3 separate regions of the Mus musculus genome follow, and all the other regions are linked to region 3. Evidence: chromatin loops called from intact Hi-C (ENCODE). Cell type or tissue: gastrocnemius. All regions are shown on one strand. Links, peaks and the distances in the headings refer to the core of each region. The heading gives the core; the rest is flanking DNA.

The links. Peaks named below come from ENCODE experiments on the same cell type or tissue, not always from the same donor. Only the 100,000 strongest peaks of a DNase experiment are listed, where the experiment ranks them.
Region 1: a loop joins it to region 3, with 2.9 times the contacts of the local background. A loop is called at or near these places in 12 of 42 quality-filtered maps.
Region 2: it touches region 3 in a loop (2.1-fold over the local background); 10 of 42 quality-filtered maps call a loop at or near these places.

What each region holds. Positions count from the first base shown.
Region 1 is chr6:147,017,527-147,023,634 of GRCm38, reverse strand. Ppfibp1 (PTPRF interacting protein, binding protein 1 (liprin beta 1)) reads right to left here. Exons shown (of 31, transcript NM_001355728.1): 21 at 4,454-4,601; 22 at 4,047-4,175; 23 at 2,184-2,334; 24 at 1,378-1,489; 25 at 1,185-1,273. Among named protein-coding and RNA genes, the nearest start is that of Rep15, 12 kb to the left of the region's middle. In gastrocnemius, for the core only: no CTCF peak of the experiment used is centred there; DNase peaks (open chromatin) are centred at 802, 2,251 and 2,680; H3K27ac peaks cover 343 bases.
Region 2 is chr6:147,026,690-147,032,797 of GRCm38, reverse strand. Ppfibp1 (PTPRF interacting protein, binding protein 1 (liprin beta 1)) reads right to left here. Exons shown (of 31, transcript NM_001355728.1): 28 at 5,302-5,490; 29 at 3,061-3,237; 30 at 2,650-2,715; 31 at 773-2,484. The coding sequence ends at 2,398. It overlaps Rep15 (RAB15 effector protein), which reads right to left and starts at 261. Exons shown (of 1, transcript NM_025620.2): 1 at 1-261. The coding sequence starts at 133. It also overlaps the pseudogene Gm35876. In gastrocnemius, for the core only: no CTCF peak of the experiment used is centred there; DNase peaks (open chromatin) are centred at 2,107, 2,381 and 2,987.
Region 3 is chr6:147,099,610-147,105,717 of GRCm38, reverse strand. It overlaps Klhl42 (kelch-like 42), which reads right to left. Exons shown (of 3, transcript NM_001081237.1): 2 at 3,959-4,152. Among named protein-coding and RNA genes, the nearest start is that of Klhl42, 12 kb to the right of the region's middle. In gastrocnemius, for the core only: a CTCF peak has its summit at 3,234 (motif pointing right); no DNase peak of the experiment used is centred there.

The DNA of each region.
Region 1 (6,108 bases), core at 769-5,768, 82 kb after region 3:
GATCCTAACAGGGACTTTCCTTTTAGGAATCACAGGTCACTCTTTCCAGTGTCACTCCATGTCTTTCAGGCATGCAGGTCTTACAAGTGCTTCCTGTGACTTTTGAGTTGAGGTTGCTCACATTCCCTCGGGACATCTGACCCCATGGACGTGGGCAGAAGCAGGTCAAATGTCACTGTATTTGTCCCAGGTGGAATAGTGCGCTATGCAAAGAAGGACCTGGAACCAGCCTAGGTTCAAATTCTCTATGGCTTCCTGCTACTTAGTAACCATGGACAACTGGTTACATTCCCCAACTTCTCAGCTCCTTGTCTCTTAGTCTCAAGAATGGAGATGTAATAGTATTAAAGGGTTACTGAGAATCCATAAATGTGGTTCTTAAAAAAGACAGCGGCTATAAACTATGCCAAGCTCATTATGGTCACTCATGCAAGGTTACATGATGTCCCCGCCAAGCTTGCAAGTACTTTGGCTCAATGATAAAAGAATACAAATCCCATGAACTCAGCTCCAAGTTCCTTTCACAATGAAAAAAAAAATATGGAATTAGCAGGTTAAACTTTCCCCTTACTTAACAAAGAAAACACCTATGGGGCTCCCTACCTGACAACGTGTTCTTTAAATAAAAGGATCTTCTATAAAACATTAATCACACTGTGGAATCCAGAACAAGGCTCTCCTGGCAGCCATCTCCCCTGCTGTTATACATAAGGAACAGTCTTCCTACGGTCTTCCTACGCTGGCTGGAAGCCTGAAAACACCCAGTAGAGAAGGGAGCAGTGCAGGTTCAGCCTCCCGCCTCCTCTAACCCCGCAGCCCCTGCCCTCGGGACTGATGTGAAGAGGATTTCAGGGAGCAGCCGTGCGAAGGAAGGCAAGGGAGGAGGCTGGTCCTTGTGCACACCAGGGCAAACTAGAGCTTCGTAACTCTGGAACGCGTGATGTAGAAATGACCAGGGCTTCAACCCTTTCTATCTAGTAGCAATTCTGTGACAGAACTCACACACCATAAAAACGCAAACATCCACGTGTACACTTCAGAACTCACCTTGTTGACTACCTCAGTCCTCTAGATAGCTTAGGCTAAATATAGTTTTGCCTGGCTTAAGTTTCTAATTATCTCAGAGCTGTACCAACTGTTACAACATCACTTCACAGGAAACACCCCAACAGAGATCTACTAACCACAGTCATGTAGTGCAGCATTCGACCGTCCACCCGCCCTTCATCAAACTGGGTCTTGTACTGAGGGAGGCCAATATCATCCAGCCATCCTAAAGGAGAAAAGCCAGTGCCGTTATCAAGCTATGAACTTGCCTAACTGTCAAGGAGAAAATATGACAATGTTTATTCTTCTTCATGCATAAAGGCCTCTTACTAGTAACCCAGTTGAAGTCTAGCTTCCCATAGTTGGTTTCTTCTTCAGATCCCAGGGCCTGCAGGGCCAGCTGGAGCTTCTTACGATGCAGTGAATGCTTGATGCCAAGTTCCTGAAACAATAAACAGAGCCTTAGAATTTTGTCCATCAGGGTTGGATCCACCAGCAAAGAACCCTCCACCAGGAAGCTTCCCTTCAAGACCAGCCCTGCATTGAGTTAGAACACTACCTCAGGCTAATAACCCAGTCTATATTGAATTATAGTATGAACCTCAGGCCAGGACAGCATTGCTGAAGAAAAGGCCCAAGTCTACCACAATGGGCTCAGTGGGATGTTAGACACTGCCTAAATAAATTCATTTTATTTGTAAGAAAGAAACTGTTGAATGCATAATGGGATTTGACTTCTATTTTGTGTACAGTGTTTGAGAATTACAACATAAAATATATAAAGTATTCCTTTGTGAAGTTGAATTGCATATATTATATTAAAAAGATATGTCAATGTGTGTTTACAAAATGAGTGAGATGTATGAACTGTATCCATTTTATGAAGTCTATTCACTATAGCACCTATATAATTACATAAGCTAATGCTTTTCATTACGGGTTCCACTCAGCCGGCTCTGTTTCAGGATGATAAAGGATCAATACTACATCAAGACTCTGGCTGAGGGTAGGTGTTGCTGGGGATTGAACCTTGGGCTCTCACACGTCAGACAAGCGCACTACCCCTGAGCTGCATTTCCAGCTATACATGCGCACCCCCCTCTTCTTATTACGTACAGGAGAATGGGAACAGTTACCTTCTCCAGATCCTGCTGAGAAGCCTGCAAAAGGGTCTGGCCAGATATAATCCAGTGCTTGCCAGAACTCAGGTAGGACCCCAAGCCTTGCTCTGCCAGCCAGCTACACACCTGCTCCTTGGTCCATTTGGCAAATGGCATATCCAGGTCACTGTAGGAAATGAGAAACAGCCCAGTCTTGCAGCGTATAGTCAGTACTGAGCAACTGTGCATACAATCAATATGGAAATTCCCTGGCAACAAACATTTAACCAAGAAAAACCTAATTTTCAGTTCGAGATTGGAAAGTTACTTTCTAAAATCCCTGTTTTCAATTCAAAAGAAATTGTGGAAGAACCAACAGGAGTTACTGAGAACACTTTCTACAGAAAAACACCAAGATGAGCTATGTGCGGATCAGCTGCACTCAGAGCCGTTGTACAACTGCTCCACTAAAGACCCTACAGTCTTTAGTGGCCTCCCAGGAGATCTACTGCAGCCAGGGCAACAGATCAGCATCTTCTCTGCCTCTGTGAAGAGCCCCCAGTTGGAAGGCCCCACAGGTGGTCTGCTACAGCCAAGGCTGCTGGCCTACCAGGAGACCTAAAGCAACCCAGTTAACTTACATAACTATGTAAGTTATGTTTTCCACATTCAAAAAAAAACTATCCCAAGAGCTGACTCCCAAACTGAAAATACTGCTTGGCAGAAAGAAATTCAAGCGCACTATGAACTCATTTCAGCAGAATTATGGTTTCTCTCTAGCAGAGAATCACTGAGGAGATAATGTGCCCCTGCTAAGTACAGGAAGGAACACTCCAAGTGAAGTTTCTATTTTCTTTTTCTTACACAGCTTTGCTGCTTGAAAAAATTTTCAAAGTGACATGGCTAAGTTTTTAAAAAATATTAATTTACATTGTGTGTGCATGACAAAAACTTTTTTTTAATAGCACAAGGGAGTTCTTTATTGTACTTAAGGAGACATATGGCAAGTGGGAACATCTGTTATCTGAAGGCCAAAGGGAACTTCTTGATGAAACCCATGTCCAGGGCTCCACCTGTGTGGGAGTCTGTGTTCCCAGCTGATTACTCTTTAAAAGGCTCTGCATTCAACACCTTGTTCTGTAAGTTTGCCAACCCCGCCCTCTTATGCTCAGGAGGTCAGTATGGTTAGCTCCAAACCCACCTAGGTTTTAATAAAGCACAAGGAAAGTTCTTGGACTCCTAGTGAGTGAAACATAGCTTTTTTCCCCAACTAGTATGACAAGGCTTTTATTAATTCGGTCGAACAATGTATGGTCTTGATAAGCTCAGGAATTCTGATACAATGTGTCTTTATGCACTTTCAAAGGCTCTATCAAATTGCTAATGTCTATTGATCAGTTGTTACTAGACAGATATCAACTCAGTCCTCACAATCACCTTTAAGGATAGGTGCTAGGTCCCTCTGTGGTGAGAGGAAAGTGAATCAGAGCATGAAGGCATAGCTCAAGGTCACCTGCCTGGTGGACACGAGTTTGGAGAGCAAGAAGTCTGACTCCAGAGCATAGTTTTTACCTTCTCCCCTTCCACTTCTCAGTGCTGGAGTTGGTACCAGGACCCCATGTTTGCCACACTAGGTCTCTGCTATTATGCCACAAGCCCAGCCCCTAGAACCATCTCCTGACCACTCGGCTGCCCCACCTTTACAAGACTATGCCTTCTGAGACTTCCCACATAATTGTACCTACATCAACATTCAGCCCCAGAACCATCCTGACACCTTACATGTTCACACTGCTCTCACCCACACAGCTGTCACCAACTACTGACAAGCAGAGTCACTTTCCCAGACAGAGCAGTAAGTCGGACTTCAGCCAATAGTGACATCACAGGTATACTTACCTGTTGGACTGTCCTAAATCTCGAGACCAACCAAGCCTGGGTCCTGCAGTTGCCCTTGTCCCTCCTCTTTTGAATTCAGGCTCAGACATGTCATCTGGGTTGAATGTAGTTGACTGACTTCTTCTAAGTCTAAGGACACAACGCACATGGTCATACGTTAGACCTGAGGAGGCTTCTGACTTGGTGGTTAATCATAAGGTTTTTGTTTGTTTGTTTTTGTATGTCATTAGTCCAGATATTTGAATTTAAATATTAACCAAGGCCCAATGAGTATATGCATCCCATTATCAGTCTTTCTTTCAAAAAGCCTTGGGATTTGGTACCCACGCCCAGGCAAACTTCCCATTGTCCTCTGCACCTGAACAGCACACAAGTCAGGTCCTCCACCTGCCCTTCCTTCCACTTACTTCCCAAAGAGTCTCATGATGCCTCTGGATTTCTTTCTGGAATCTGGAGATGGTGGAGACATTGGGAATGGACTGGTTCCCTGGGAACCTTTTGACCGAGATGTACCAGCCAAATTCAGGTGCTCAGCTGTCTCTTTTTCTGTCTCAGCTGTCCCAAGGATAGAATAAGACCACGTGAGTACAAATAATATATAAACCTTCTTGCTTTTAGCAACTTAAGAATTCTCCTTTCGGGTAAGAGCACTGACTGCTCTTCCAAAGGTCCTGAGTTCAAATCCCAGAAACCACATGGTGGCTCACAACCACCCGTAATGAGCTCTGACACCCTCTTCTGATGTGTCTGAAGACAGCTACAGTGTACTTATGTATAATAATAAATCTTAAAAAAAAAAAAGATTTCCCCTTTGCGTCTATAAATCAGTGACTTCCAGAAAGTTCCCTGAAGTACAAAAATGTAAGTGTATGTCCCCTAAGCTTACTCTCCTGCATAAAGTAAATTAGCTTAAAATTGGCCTCTGAGGTTAAGTGTGTGACAGAGCTGTGTGTGGTGGAACACACCTGTAAATCCCCGGCCTGGAGGCCGGCACAGGAGGAGCGATTCTGAGACAAGCTTGGGCTACAAAGTGAGACTCATTTCTTCCTCTAACATCTTTCGCCATGACTTGCTCCTAGATCTGTGGCCTGGTTGTCTCTTCTTTGCTGTAGCCCCTAGTTTCTATCCTTCCCACAGTGCACCCCAAGACTCTGCTTAGGCCCTCAGCAAGCTCGCCTGCTCTAAGCTCAGCCCTGAAAGATGGCTCTACTTTCACAGGCAGATGGCATCAGAACTACTGAGCCTCACTTCACTCTCGAGTCCCACACCTGAAGTCTGCAGAGGCCCAATTTAATGGGTCAAGTGGGACATATTAAAACTACCCAGTTCCCCTGAACATATTCTCTCACATTTTATTCGAGGTCAAATTAAGATTCTATATCATTTTGTTCTTAACTCTCCTTCTCCTTTGCCATTTAGATCACACGGTTACAGAGGACTAGCAATTCTTTTCAAAGAATGAGTCACCAGGCGTGGTGGTGCACACTCATAATCCCAGCACCCAAAAGGCTCAAGGCCAGACCAGGCTGAGATCCTAACTCAAGGGGTGAGGGGGAGACCAACTCAGCCTATTATGTATTAGACACTGGAAAAAGAGTGGCCAGGTATGTGTGAGATTTTCTTTAGATATAAAGTCAGTCGTTTTGATTTGGCATGGAAAGAGCAGCATCCACACTTGCCACTGCAGACTTCCACAGATGCATCATATAAGTTCTTTCAACTGTCCATCCCTGGAGAACAGCCACAACCAAAGACAGGGCTGGTGTTTTCCAAAATGTGAAACTTTACATATTACAAAGGAAAATAACACTTGTTCAAAAAAAAAATTCAGGGGAAGAGACCCAGAAGGATTTGCAGAAGTTGCAGAAGTTGAGTTTTCTATGAAGCAGAGCTGTGATTACGGGTTATGATAAGCAGCACTGGCCTACAAGCATCAAGTACTGCCGTAGAAGGACACAGGAGTAGCTGGAAATAGTTGTCCAACTGGAAGAGTGTAATTTATCTTAATTTATTTAAGATGACAGAGCCTCAGAGAAACCCAGGGGGGTCGATCCATTCTCAC
Region 2 (6,108 bases), core at 769-5,768, 73 kb after region 3:
GCGGATACTCAAACCCGAGGTACTCCTTCAGCTTCTGCGCTGCATGGGAAATAGCCGCACTGACCACCTCACACATGGCAAGAACCTCCTGGCTGTCCTTCGGAGCTACCTGCTGTGAAGCCTTTTGTCCCATTTTCTCACACCCAGTAAATGCTGCTTCTAGCTATTCAGCATGTGAATGTCACCGGGAACTGCCTCTTTCTCATAGATTTTCTTCAGCAAAGCCACATCTGTTAAAGCCACCACCAGCTTCCTAATGCCACAGCTTCCTTGATGTGGCTAGCCATATAGACCCGAGGCTAGACAAACATGTGAGGGAGGGCCCCGTTTGTCAACTGGGTGTGTTGTGCTCACAGATTCCTGATGCTTGCCAAGTGACAAATGACAATTTCACACAAAACACCTGCTCTACTCCAGGTTATGTACAGGCTACATTTGATCTCTTCCTGGATGTGGCTCCTGTTTCTAAAAACTAGTCAAAATAAAACCAGCACGTGAATGTATGGGTTAGACTCCTACATTCTCCAACCAATGTCTCTAAGCTTGTGTCTCTTCTGTTTCCCTTTTTTGACGCATCTGTTCTGACCCTTCCTTCCCCAGGCAGGTTGCTGGCATTTCCTTTTATATGTACTTCTTAAGCAGAGATCTCAATTTGTCTGATTCAAAAAAACTCAATCAAACGTGCAAGTTTACAAACAAAAATCAGTTACTGTTTCCACCAGAAATGAAGACTTTGTTTTTCTGAACAAAGAAACAATGACAAATACACAAGGCAATTATCAATTGACTTTATTTCCTCTCATAAGGTAATGCAAACTTTGCATAATACTTTTGTAAATAAAATATATAATCAAAAGTTTTTAACTTTATCACATATCATCAGTTGTTACATTGTCCTTGATAAAGAATATTTGGCATCTGTAACAGTCTGCTGGTATTTTAACCAGGTTCTAATAACAAACTGAGCTTTCAAATGGTGGTATTTATTCATGTTAAACTAAAACCCCAATACAGGAAGAAGCCAATATTGTCATGAAATCATGAATGGGAGCATGTTAGCATCTGATAATTTAATTAGAAATAACCAGCAGTGTTACAAGGTTCACAATGAACAGCTTTATAACCTGCAGAGCATAAAAACGGCATACTGCTGACATTTGGAAATAGCTATCACCAGATCTATCACTGTAAAGTGACCTGTCCACCTGTCCCCCAGTGTCTAAGCTCCTGTCCAGAACACAGGGGATCTCATTTAGAGTAGCCCTGAATGAAAAGTAGATTGTCTCCAACCCTGCTGAAAACACTCATAGACACATACCACTCAACAGCTGCTTTGTAGCTTTCTATTTTCTTTACAAAAAGCCTTTGGGCCCTGTGTGACAGAAAACATGAGCAACCTGCTGTTGGACAGGATAGCCATTAGAAAATGTTCTACAGCTTTAAAATATTTGGGTTCTGATTGAAATAATACGAAGCCCCATCAGCTGACAGTCTGAGTGTAAGGTACAATCGACATGGCTAGGCAGGACTCCTTAGTTCAACATAATGATGAGTTTAGCAAAGGGAAAAAAAAAGAAACTTAAGATGTAAAGGTTCTGTTTGTTTTTTTTGTTTTTCCAAAGTTATTCTAACAAAAACTTTTCTGATGGGTATATGAGTGCATCCAAAGGCTTCAAGTTGATGTGGTAATACCCTAAAATTCTTCATTATAAAGCAAATGGAGTCAAGATTAAAGTCCAAGCTCCAAACTGCTCAGCAATTTTTGTGGGAGCCAAAGAAGTTTATCAAGTAGAATTTAGCCTGAATGGTAACACTGTTAAAATTCAGCAGTGGAAAAAAAATGGGACTCTGGTATCTTCAGGAATCAGCTGGTATATGATCATTGAAATATTGGGGTTTCTTCGTTTTAATATGATCTTTTGATCCTTGTGTCACAAAATAAAGGTTCTGCTTTCTGTATACTGTATATATACACGTATTTAGAAAAATATATAAAAATAAGACAGTGAGAGGCAAGTGGAGGTGCTGCTGGCATGGTGGCCTTGGATCTGGGGAGCAGCTCTTTCCGCTCAGACGGCTGCAGTGAACACTGATGTGGCCAGATCCTCCCTCCTGGGGATGTGAGCGAAGCACTCTGGTAAACACCCAATCGTAAATGCAACATATGTCACAGACTTTACATTAAATAGAGGCAGAGCAAGCGCACTTCCGTTCACCAGTGTCTTTTTTCTCAGTATCCTCAGAACTGGCACCATTTCCGTGTGACAGTTCTCCTTCTGAGTGAGCAGAAGACCAAACAATAAACAATGCACAACCTGTCACCTGCTGTATTCACTATCCGAGAAACCAAGTTAGAAAATGACATCTGTGCTCCTGGCATTTGCCCAGGTGCTCTGCTCAAACGTTGGAGTCTTCATCTGTGATGCTGGCACTCGGGGAGCGGGCAGCAAAATCCTTAAACATGTCATCTTCCTTTAACATGTGCTGAAAAACAAGGGACATGGAGTTACACAGAGTCCCGAGCTTAGCACATGCCTCCAACATGCAAGGAGGTGTTTGTGGCTTTGGGTGCTGTTAGAATAACATTTGCAACTCACTGCAAACACTCACAGTACACACTTGCTGCACACACTCACTGTACACACTCACCGTGAGATTGTTGATGCCTTCAGAAAATGCACCTATCTGTCTCACCGTCCCTTCTGAATCTTCCATCTGCCATGAACAGACCACAGTGTGACAAGCTCATTTGTACAATTTCAAGAGTACAGATAACTGAATGACAGTCTAAACAGAAAGAATGTACACAGCATCGAATGCAGCAGGAACAAGAGTGACTCCGTGCCTCAGCTTCCCTACTGCGACACTTTTAAGGTCTCAAATCAGCACCAGCAATAAAGTACGTCAGGTGCTGAGGACAGTGCCTGGAAGCGCGCAGCAATTGGCAGCTATTCAGGATACTTTGCTATTTTTACTTTCAGGCACATGAAGACAGCACCCTTCCTCAGTGACAGTGTGCAAGGCTTCCAAGCAGTGTCTGCATGACTGTGGGCACCTTACCTGCTCTAACCGATCCAAATCATCCTCTTCATACAGGCGCATGTCCAAGCCAGGTCTAAACCCCTTCTGGGAGCTACCTGATGCCTGGCCTAGCTCCATCGGACAAACATATTCCTCTCCATCTTCATGTTTCTTCTTCCTCAGATTCCCAAAGTTGCTAAAGGTCAGCTTCTTCGGCTTTAAAAGCAAACAAATACAATAGGATAAAATCCCTATAACAAAGGACTAATTACACCTATAAGATAATTATTCACCTCACCATACAGGGGAAGCAACGTCAATGACCAAATTATCACGGGAAAGCCACAAGCACCCCAGACATAGTATCAGCACACCCAAATATCATAAATTGTCTTGATGTAACTCTCAAAAGGTCAATCTCACCGTTATGCCACAGGCTGGACATGTCAAAATCCTTTGTTAGGATTAGACAGGACTTAATGCAATCGAATTCCTCTCAGGGATGAGCCAAATTTTGCAAAACTATTCAGTCTAAGATCAGTGAAAGCCAGTGGTCCTCACTGGGCCTTTGTGGCATGGGCCTGCCTGCAACTGCAGCTACTCAGTAGCTGAGGCATGAGAGCCACAGGCTTAAATACTGCCTGGGCAGCTTAACAAGAGCATGACTCACAATTAAAAAATAAAATAAAAATAAAAAAATTGAAAAGTGGCAGATTGGGGTGTACCCATCAATTTTAGAGCACTGGATTAATATGGTTAAGAGCCTAGGTTTCATCCCAAGTTGGAGAAGTAGGGAGGGAGGGAGACAGGAAGGGAAGGCAGGTGGTAAAGCTGGGGTTACTTCATTTGCCTGTTCTCCTTAATAGTAGGACTGATGAGTGGAAAAGAATTCACACCCTTGGAGAGAAAGAGTCCACTGATCTTTAGGGGAGAAATGTCATCGTAATCAGTACACAGTCCCCCAGGAGAAGGCTAGGAAGGCAGACAGGGTAAAAACAAAAAGAGCTCAGCATACATTTCTAGGAGAACTCATTAATTGTCTTCATATTAAGGATGTGAAAATAATATACAGATAAGTTGATGTGGGAGTATCTCAAAAGAAGAAAGAGGGAATCTGAATTTGGCACAAGCCTCAAACCTTGGCAAGTAAAAACCACCCACGCTGTAATATATAGCTCAGACCATCTTTGAATTTGCAGTCTTCCTGCCTTAGACTCTTGCATGCTGGATTACAGGCAGGTATCACAACCTCTGGTTTTGACTCTCTTCCTTTTTGAATTAAAGATGGATCTTCATTTAAAATTCTGATCTATTAAATTAGCATTTTCCACCGACCCACAGAGCAACAACCTTCACAATCTCTTGTTCAGGTGTAGCCTTTGTGAGATGTTGGCAGCAGCCCTTGCTGTCTTCTTTGATGCCTGCTTAGCCTTCTTTGCTCCCTTGGCAGCCCTGACAGCCTGCTCTCTCTGAGCATCCTAACTTCTGGTTTCTGATTCTTCTTGGCCTTTACATCCTCAGGTGATGTGCCAACGATGGCCTGCATGAATCTGCATAGCAGATACTTTTCATTTGAATTTTTTCCAATTATCCTCTTTTATGGCTTCTTTTATAGAGGATATACTGGTTTATCTGCAGAGCATTTCTTTTGGAAAGGAATGCTGACTCACATTTTACATTAAGAAACCCGAAAACCTTCCTATGGATCCTGGTGTATTGCTGCCAGTGCCCTGAGTAAATCTTGCACTAGCTGAAACTGCACAGCTCGACCACCATGATGGTAGCTACCCACCGGCTGGAGGAGATTTGGCTCTGTTCTTAAGATTTCTCTGACTTAGAAACCACGGGAGCTAAGGTGTACTCAGGAGCTAAGCCTTCTTGTTGGTCCATTTGCTTGTCAGCAGTCCCGGGGTCAAGCGCAGACCACACGCCTGCAAGGTATATGTTCTCTACTCACTTATTTTCACCCTAACTTCTCCTTTTACCAACGGGAAAAGCAAAAACATTGCAGTGGCAGACTGGACTCACGTCAGAGTCCTCAGCATTGGCAAAATACACTGACAACAGAAGCTGACCACATCTTCTTCGACTCTAATAACACAAATGACTTCAGCAGAAACTTTCAAACATGCAATCCCTTAATTGGGCTTGAAATTTATAGATATGTGTACATACAGATATTTTAAACTCATTAATAAAACTGAGTACATCTTAGAAAGTGGAATAATGGGGCCTTTGCAAACGTCGGACAATGATTAAATGCCAAAATCCTGAACCAACCTTCACTTTGGCAGTGGCTGTTAGCAGTACATAATCCGGTAACTCCATGGCATCTCGCTTCTGGTGCTGGGCCTCTGCACCAATCAGAAGGTTGAAATGGGTCGCCAAATGTCTGCGCAACAAGGTTTTATTTGGTGGAATGTTCAGTAACTGGGCCATAGTTTCTACATTAAAACGAGGCTCAAGAACCTGTAAGAAAAATTGGGATTGGTAAAAAGTATCATAGCTTATACACAGTTGAAATGGAGGTACTTCACACTGCAAAAATCGCTGACATGAGTAATTCCCAATGCCCCAGCCCAGGGTATGGATTTTCTTTTTTCGTTTTTTTAAAAATAATTTTTTTATGTGTAAAAGTGTTTGCCTACGTGTGTGTGTGTGTGTGTGTGTGTGTGTGTACCTTGTGTGTACAGTAGTGCCCATGGAGGCCAGAAGAAGGTCTCGGATGCCATGGAAGAGGAGTTAAAGATTGTTATTGCCACCATGTGGGTACTGAGAACTAAACCCAATTCCTCGAGAGCAACCATGCTTTGGCTGTCTCTCCAGCCTGAACTTTGATTTTTAGTTCACATATCACTGTGCCCGAGAGAGGCATGTGTAACCCAGGCTTCAGGGGATAGCAGCAGCACAGCTCCATTTGGAATGCTGCCTCTGAAAGCAACTGCTCATGGAACACTGGTGTGCAGAAATACTGTCTACACACATGCAGGAGTTTAAGACCAGGATCACATGAGAGACGGCTGGGTGTTACTCAGTGGTGAGGAGCAATAAAAAAGAAATGGGTTTAAGCCTAATTTAAAGAAAGAC
Region 3 (6,108 bases), core at 679-5,678:
TAGCAACAGACTCACCTACTGCAATGGACCCACAACAACAGAGTGACCCTCTGTCAGCAATGGACCCTCCCACAGCAGTGGACCCACCCATTGCAACAGACCCTCCCATGGCAATGGACTCAAAACAGCAACAGCACCTCCCACAGCAATGGACCCTCTCAAAGCAATGATAATCCATAGTCACTGACCCTTGCACAGCAGGTGGAATGCCATCCACCCCACCTATTGCTACGCGTAAAGAGCTGTACTGTCAGACCTGGCATGGTGGTAAGCATCTGTAATCATAGCCCTCAGAGGCTGAGGAAGGAGGATTGCAAACTCAAGGCCAGCCTTGGTTACAAAGTAAGACCTTGCCTAAGAAGGGGAGGTACAGACAGAAAGACAAGCCCCAGAGCCAAATCTGAGTCCACGCTAGCAGAGAAAGAAAAGCAGGTCCTTAGTGTATGCTGGTCCCTGTGCCCACAAGCTTTCCAGCCCTAGGGACCTGCCTTTCTGGTCATCTCAAAGGTCTGCTTAGAGATTAAATAATGAGGTGTCACTCTAGAAGATAGACAAGGAGGGGTTGGTTAATCTACCCAGGACACCTGGCTGAGTCACCAGCAATCTCTTCCCCTCATACCAACATCCTGTAGGCCTTCTTGGGCCTTCTGCTACAAACTGGCTCCCCCTGTTCGCTGAGCCCTGGCTCAGGCAGCCTGACTTGGTGAGACAATCTTTGGGTCTTCACATTTAAAACAGATTCCTCTGCCCTTTAGGGTTGCTAGGATTTCCTTCTGGATTTCTGCCTGTTGTTTTGTTGTTTGTTTTTTAATTTTGGGATAGCTCATTCTCTAGCCTGCATTCAGCTGACCTGGAACTCACTATGTTGCCCAGGATGGCCTCAAAGTTGCAGCAATCCTGCCTTAGCCTTCCACGTGATAAGAATACAGGGATGGGCAACCACAGCTGGTGTCTCCATCACTCTACTGCCTGGCAAAGAATGAAAATAACCAAAATCTATTATAAAAGTCATGGGTGTGGTGATGCACGCCTTTAATCCAGAGTCAGGTGAGTCTTTGTGAGTTGGGCTGTACAGCAAGTTCCAAGGCAGTCAGGGCTACATAACAGAGACCCTGTGTCATAACCGAAACAAAACAACAAAAAGTCATGAACCATTATTTACTGAATTTTTAAAAAATCTCATCTAAGAAGTCAACAGGATGGGAATCCAACTCAAGTCCTGGTTTCTCCTCCTCCTCCTCTTCCTCCTCCTCCTCCTCCTCCTCTTCTTCTTCCTCTTCTTCTTCCTCCTCCTCTTCTTCCTCCTCCTCCTCTTCTTCTTCTTTTGTTTGTTTTTTTGTTTTTGTCTGTTTGTTTTCCCCCAAACAATTGGGAAGAGCTGTTTATAATGGGAACTACAGGAACTATCAGGAAGTGCTGGAAAATCCAGGCTAGAGGAGGGTTAGAGAGGCCAGCCAGTGCCCAGCCCTCTCAGCTTAGAACACAAACACCCATCCAGTCCACCTCTGACCGCACAGAATGGTCTCTGGCATGGAGAATCCGGGATGGACATCATCCTGGGTGGCCCAAGTGAAGAAGGCACGCTAGTGGTGGCCATGAAGCTCAAAACACACAAGAAGGGTTTTCCAGGTCAAATCTACAACCCATTTGCTGAGCCAAGGTCATGGAAGAGCCAGGAAATCTACCAGAAGAACAGTGCTCCCAGCAGGAGCCAGCAGCTCCTGTGTGGAAGAGAAGCCGGGGCACAAGCGTGTGTCATGTCAACCAGAGTGTATTCTGAATAGCTCGCCGAGACACGGTGGTGGCTCATGCATAGAATCCTAGCACCTGGAGGCTCAGACAAGGGGACTGAGCTACAGAGTTCTACACCATAGACTGCGCTAGGGTAAGACCTGGCTTCAAAACACAAACCATGTTGCGTGAAAGAAAGAAGAAATGTCCGTAGGTAAACAATCTAGCTAGTTACTTTCCTAGAAAAACAGAAGCAAGGATGTAGGATTCAGGAGTGTCAGCTGCCGTGCATTGCTGTGAACTTAATCGATGCTGTACTGAGCCCCAGTGCAAATGGTGCAAAGCACTAGCAAAGACAAATTATCTTGATTCCTAGTGGGGGCCACTGGGAAGTGACAGCATCTGAGGAAGAAAATAGTCCATGGCTTCCATCACACTCCTCCCTCGCTGCTGCCTCTTCTCAGAGGCACAATTACATAGGCCAGCTGCAGAGAGTAGAGCCCGCACCCCACTCCCAAAGCAGGTCCAATCCACAACCTCAGCTCACCAGAGAGAGCTCATTTGAAAACAGATCTGTGGCTGTAAACACGCTAAACAGAATGGATCTGGGATTGTGCCGGGGCCTAGCAAACACAGAAGTGGATGCTCACAGTCAGCTATTGGATGGGTCACAGGGCCCCCAATGGAGGAGCTAGAGAACATATCCAAGGAGCTAAAGGGATCTGCAACCCTATAGGTGGAACAACAATATGAACTACCCAGTACCCCCCAGAGCTTGTGTCTCTAGCTGCATATGTATCAAAAGATGGCCTAGTCGGCCATCACTGGAAAGAGAGGCCCAATGGACATGCAAACTTTATATGCCCCAGTACAGGGGAACGCCAGGGCCAAAAGATAGGAGTGGGTGGGTAGGGGAGTAGGGGGTAGGGTATGGGGGACTTTTGGGATAGCATTGGAAATGTAAATGAGGAAAATACCTAATAAAAAATATATTTAAAAAATGGATCTGGATCACAAACCCAACTGCCAGCATCCGTATTAGAGGTAGAGACTTACAGGAGAAGCCACATGAAGACAGCAGACATGCATGAGGAAGCCACCAGAAAGAGAGTGAAGAGGTGAGGAAGACGCCCTGCTGAGAGCTTTCTCTCCCTTCCTCTTGCTCTACCATCTCCCAGGCTGGCCTTAAAGTATTGGTCCCACTTCCTGTACCTCCCCAGTGCTAGCATCACATGAGTGCATAGTCACACCCAGTTATGGGCCACCTATCTGAATACTTTATTGGTGTCTGACATTTACACAGTTGCCTGTGTTCACTTGTAGACCCAGAGTCTCCCTCATGCAGTGATCAGCAGGGCTAGCGAGCTCTGTCTGCCCCTGCATGCCAAACATACAAGCAACTCCAAGAGTCCAGTTATTCCTCTCCTTCAGCTACGGGCTCTGCACACCAGACACACCAAACACAGATGTAAATGCCCTTAGCTAACAGACCACTTGGTGGCAGCCTCCTCAAGGGAGGCAAAGACAAAGGACAGGGCTCTTCCCTGCACCCAGAAACACCCCCTCACGTAGCTATGATGTTCTCTACCCTGATGCCTGGGATCTCTCTGCTACACACAGCAGCACTGAACCTGGGCACTGTCTCTTTTCCACACTACTCCTATAAAATGTCCATCACACAGATGTGTACATGCAAACAGTAGAACACTCTGCACAGGTGTAACCATCTGGTCTAAAAAGTTCTTTTGTGCTCACACCCTATCACCTCCATGGGACATAGAAACGGGCCCCCAGAACTGGCCTTCTGGGTATCTATCTAGTAAAGCAAAAGCCAGACTTAGCTCTGGCTTGGCACTGGTGGGTGGGTTTAACTCTTGGGGAGAGAAGAGAACTCAGTTTACCCTTTTTTCCCAAGCTGTGACCCAAACCTCCAAAATGGGCAGGTTCCAGGTACTGACCATAAGGCTGGGTTTCTAGAAGCACAACGAACATTCATAATCTTCTATAATTCCCTCTTCCATGTGAACAATGTCCATGCTCAAATAAGGTCATCAAAGGTCCTTCCTGCCTAATCCATCCTGCCTCGGGGCTCACATCTTTAAGAAAAGGCGAGTATATAGCATCTGATGCATAAAATCTCACTCAGATACATAGCTTCTTCTAGCCAGTCCTGACCCAGCCAGGTTGCTGCAGCTTATGCAAAAGCAGTTGACTGCCACTCACTCACCTCGGGTGGTATATCCGCCAATGACGTAAATCTTCCCCTTGCACTCGCAGGCAGAGAACTCAGCCAGAGGGTTTGGCAGGGGAGCCACAAAATTCCACGCATCTTGCTCGGGATTGTAGCATTCCACGTTAGAAACAGCCTGCCCACCGATGGCGTAAAGCTTTGAATTGACAGCCACAAGTTTGAAGTTAGATCTGAAAGGAAGACGCAGACCAAAAGGTCAGTTCTGGCCTTGACATGGGAGGACACTCTCTGGTAGAAGGTGTCCTGAAGTTTTCCAGTCAGAGCCATTCTGCCTGGTGACTGCAGAGGTGACTTCTCAAATGTTACTCTGGTACCCAGGACTCCACACTCTGCAGGGCAGGAATGGGAATCCACAGATACAAGCAACTCCAAACAGGCGGCTCTTGGTGACAAGGACCAATCTTGCTTGTGGGCCTGAGGCCAGGATCAGGATACCTGCCTCACTGAACTCAGTCTTCCGCATCTGAAGATGCCATGCCTGCATCCAGCCAGCAGCTTCAGACCCAAATGTAAATGACATATTGCATCTGTCTTGGACATGTGCAGACATCCATCCCCCTTAGACGAGATTGCAATAACTACCTAAAGAGCACATGCGTTCTGTTCTGTTACATGCAATTCGAGATGCATTAAAATGCAGCTTGATGCTGAAGTGATGTGCAGCCCGTGACATTTTATGTTCAGACCTGGAACCAATCCCCAGCCATAGTCATTACGTTCACGTCACTGTGGTCCCCATATCTGACAGAAACAACTCACAGAAGGACGTCTGGCACACAGCTTCAAAGGATTTCAGCCTATTGTGACAGGGAGCACTTGAAGAGCAGTTCTTGGTGGCAGGGGCTGGAGTCTGTCACACCATAATGGAACGGGAGGCACAGAGACAGAAGGAACTAGGAAGCGGCCAGGTGTGGCCTTCAAGTCTCACCCTTTGTGACTACATCACCCCTTGACAAGAGACCCATGTTCTAAATGATCCATAACCTTCCTGAAAACCCTCACCAGCTGAGGAAGTTCCCAAGACTTAAGACTTGTGCCCGGGGTTGGGGGAGGAGGGAAAATGCACGGGGGACAGGGACAGTCCAAATTGCAACCCACCAATGCTAAAAGACCACTACACCTTCCAGGGGTATGAGCAGGAAAGAAAGCAGGGCTGGTTGGTTAAGACCACTGGCTGCTCTTGAATAGGACCCAAGTTCAGTTCCCAGCACATACACAGCAGCTTCCAATCTCCTGTAACTCCAGCTCCAGGAAATCTGATTCCCTCTTCTGGCGTCCTCAGGCACTGGCATACCTGCGCCATACCATCATACAGATGTGCATTTAAATACCTTTAAAATAAGTCTTTGGAGGAGAGAGAGTACGGACTCATCCCTTGGCTTTCTCCTCACAGAATGGGTAGGCCATTTTTCCTCAGAGAGGAGGCTCCTGGTACAGACACAGGTATAAAGGATAAGGTTCATCGGAAGGCAGTTTATATGCTCAGTTGCCGCATATAAATGGGGATGGCTAAGCTGAACTAATTATGGATAAATGTGTTGTCATCAGCTTCAGATACTAGCTAAGTAAGTTGGTTGTTTTAAGGGTGTCCCCACTCCTCTACAGAGACACACAACAGGCACGTTTACAACCCTCCTACAGCACAAAGTCCATGTACCCATCAGCTGGCTCAGCCTCGGCTCCTGACAACAAGCAGGACAGCCGGTCCACTTCAGGTCCTCATCTCTAACGCAGGGGAATCTCACTCAGTGGCTAAACACACAAGCAAGAATGTTTTCTGCCCAAATCTTTCTGCCTTGTGAAATGAAGGATTGCTCCAGGAAAAATTATGTTGCAGAAGACAAGTGCGGAAGCAGCTAACAGAGGCAAAGCCACAGCAGAAGCTGTGTAGGTGGGAGGAGTCTCAGGCGCAGTGGAGGAAGAACACCAAGAAGGTACGGCTCTTTACAGGTGCCTGGGTGCATATGAACTGTTCCATTTTGTTTTCCAAATGTGAGGGTGAACCCAGCGTTCTCCATCCAGAGCCTCAAGGCCATTAAATCCATCCAGCCGTGCAGACAGATCTCACCCTGGTGGCAGCACCTGGGCGGTCCCGGTTCATGCTGCTTACTCTCCCCACTGCCAAC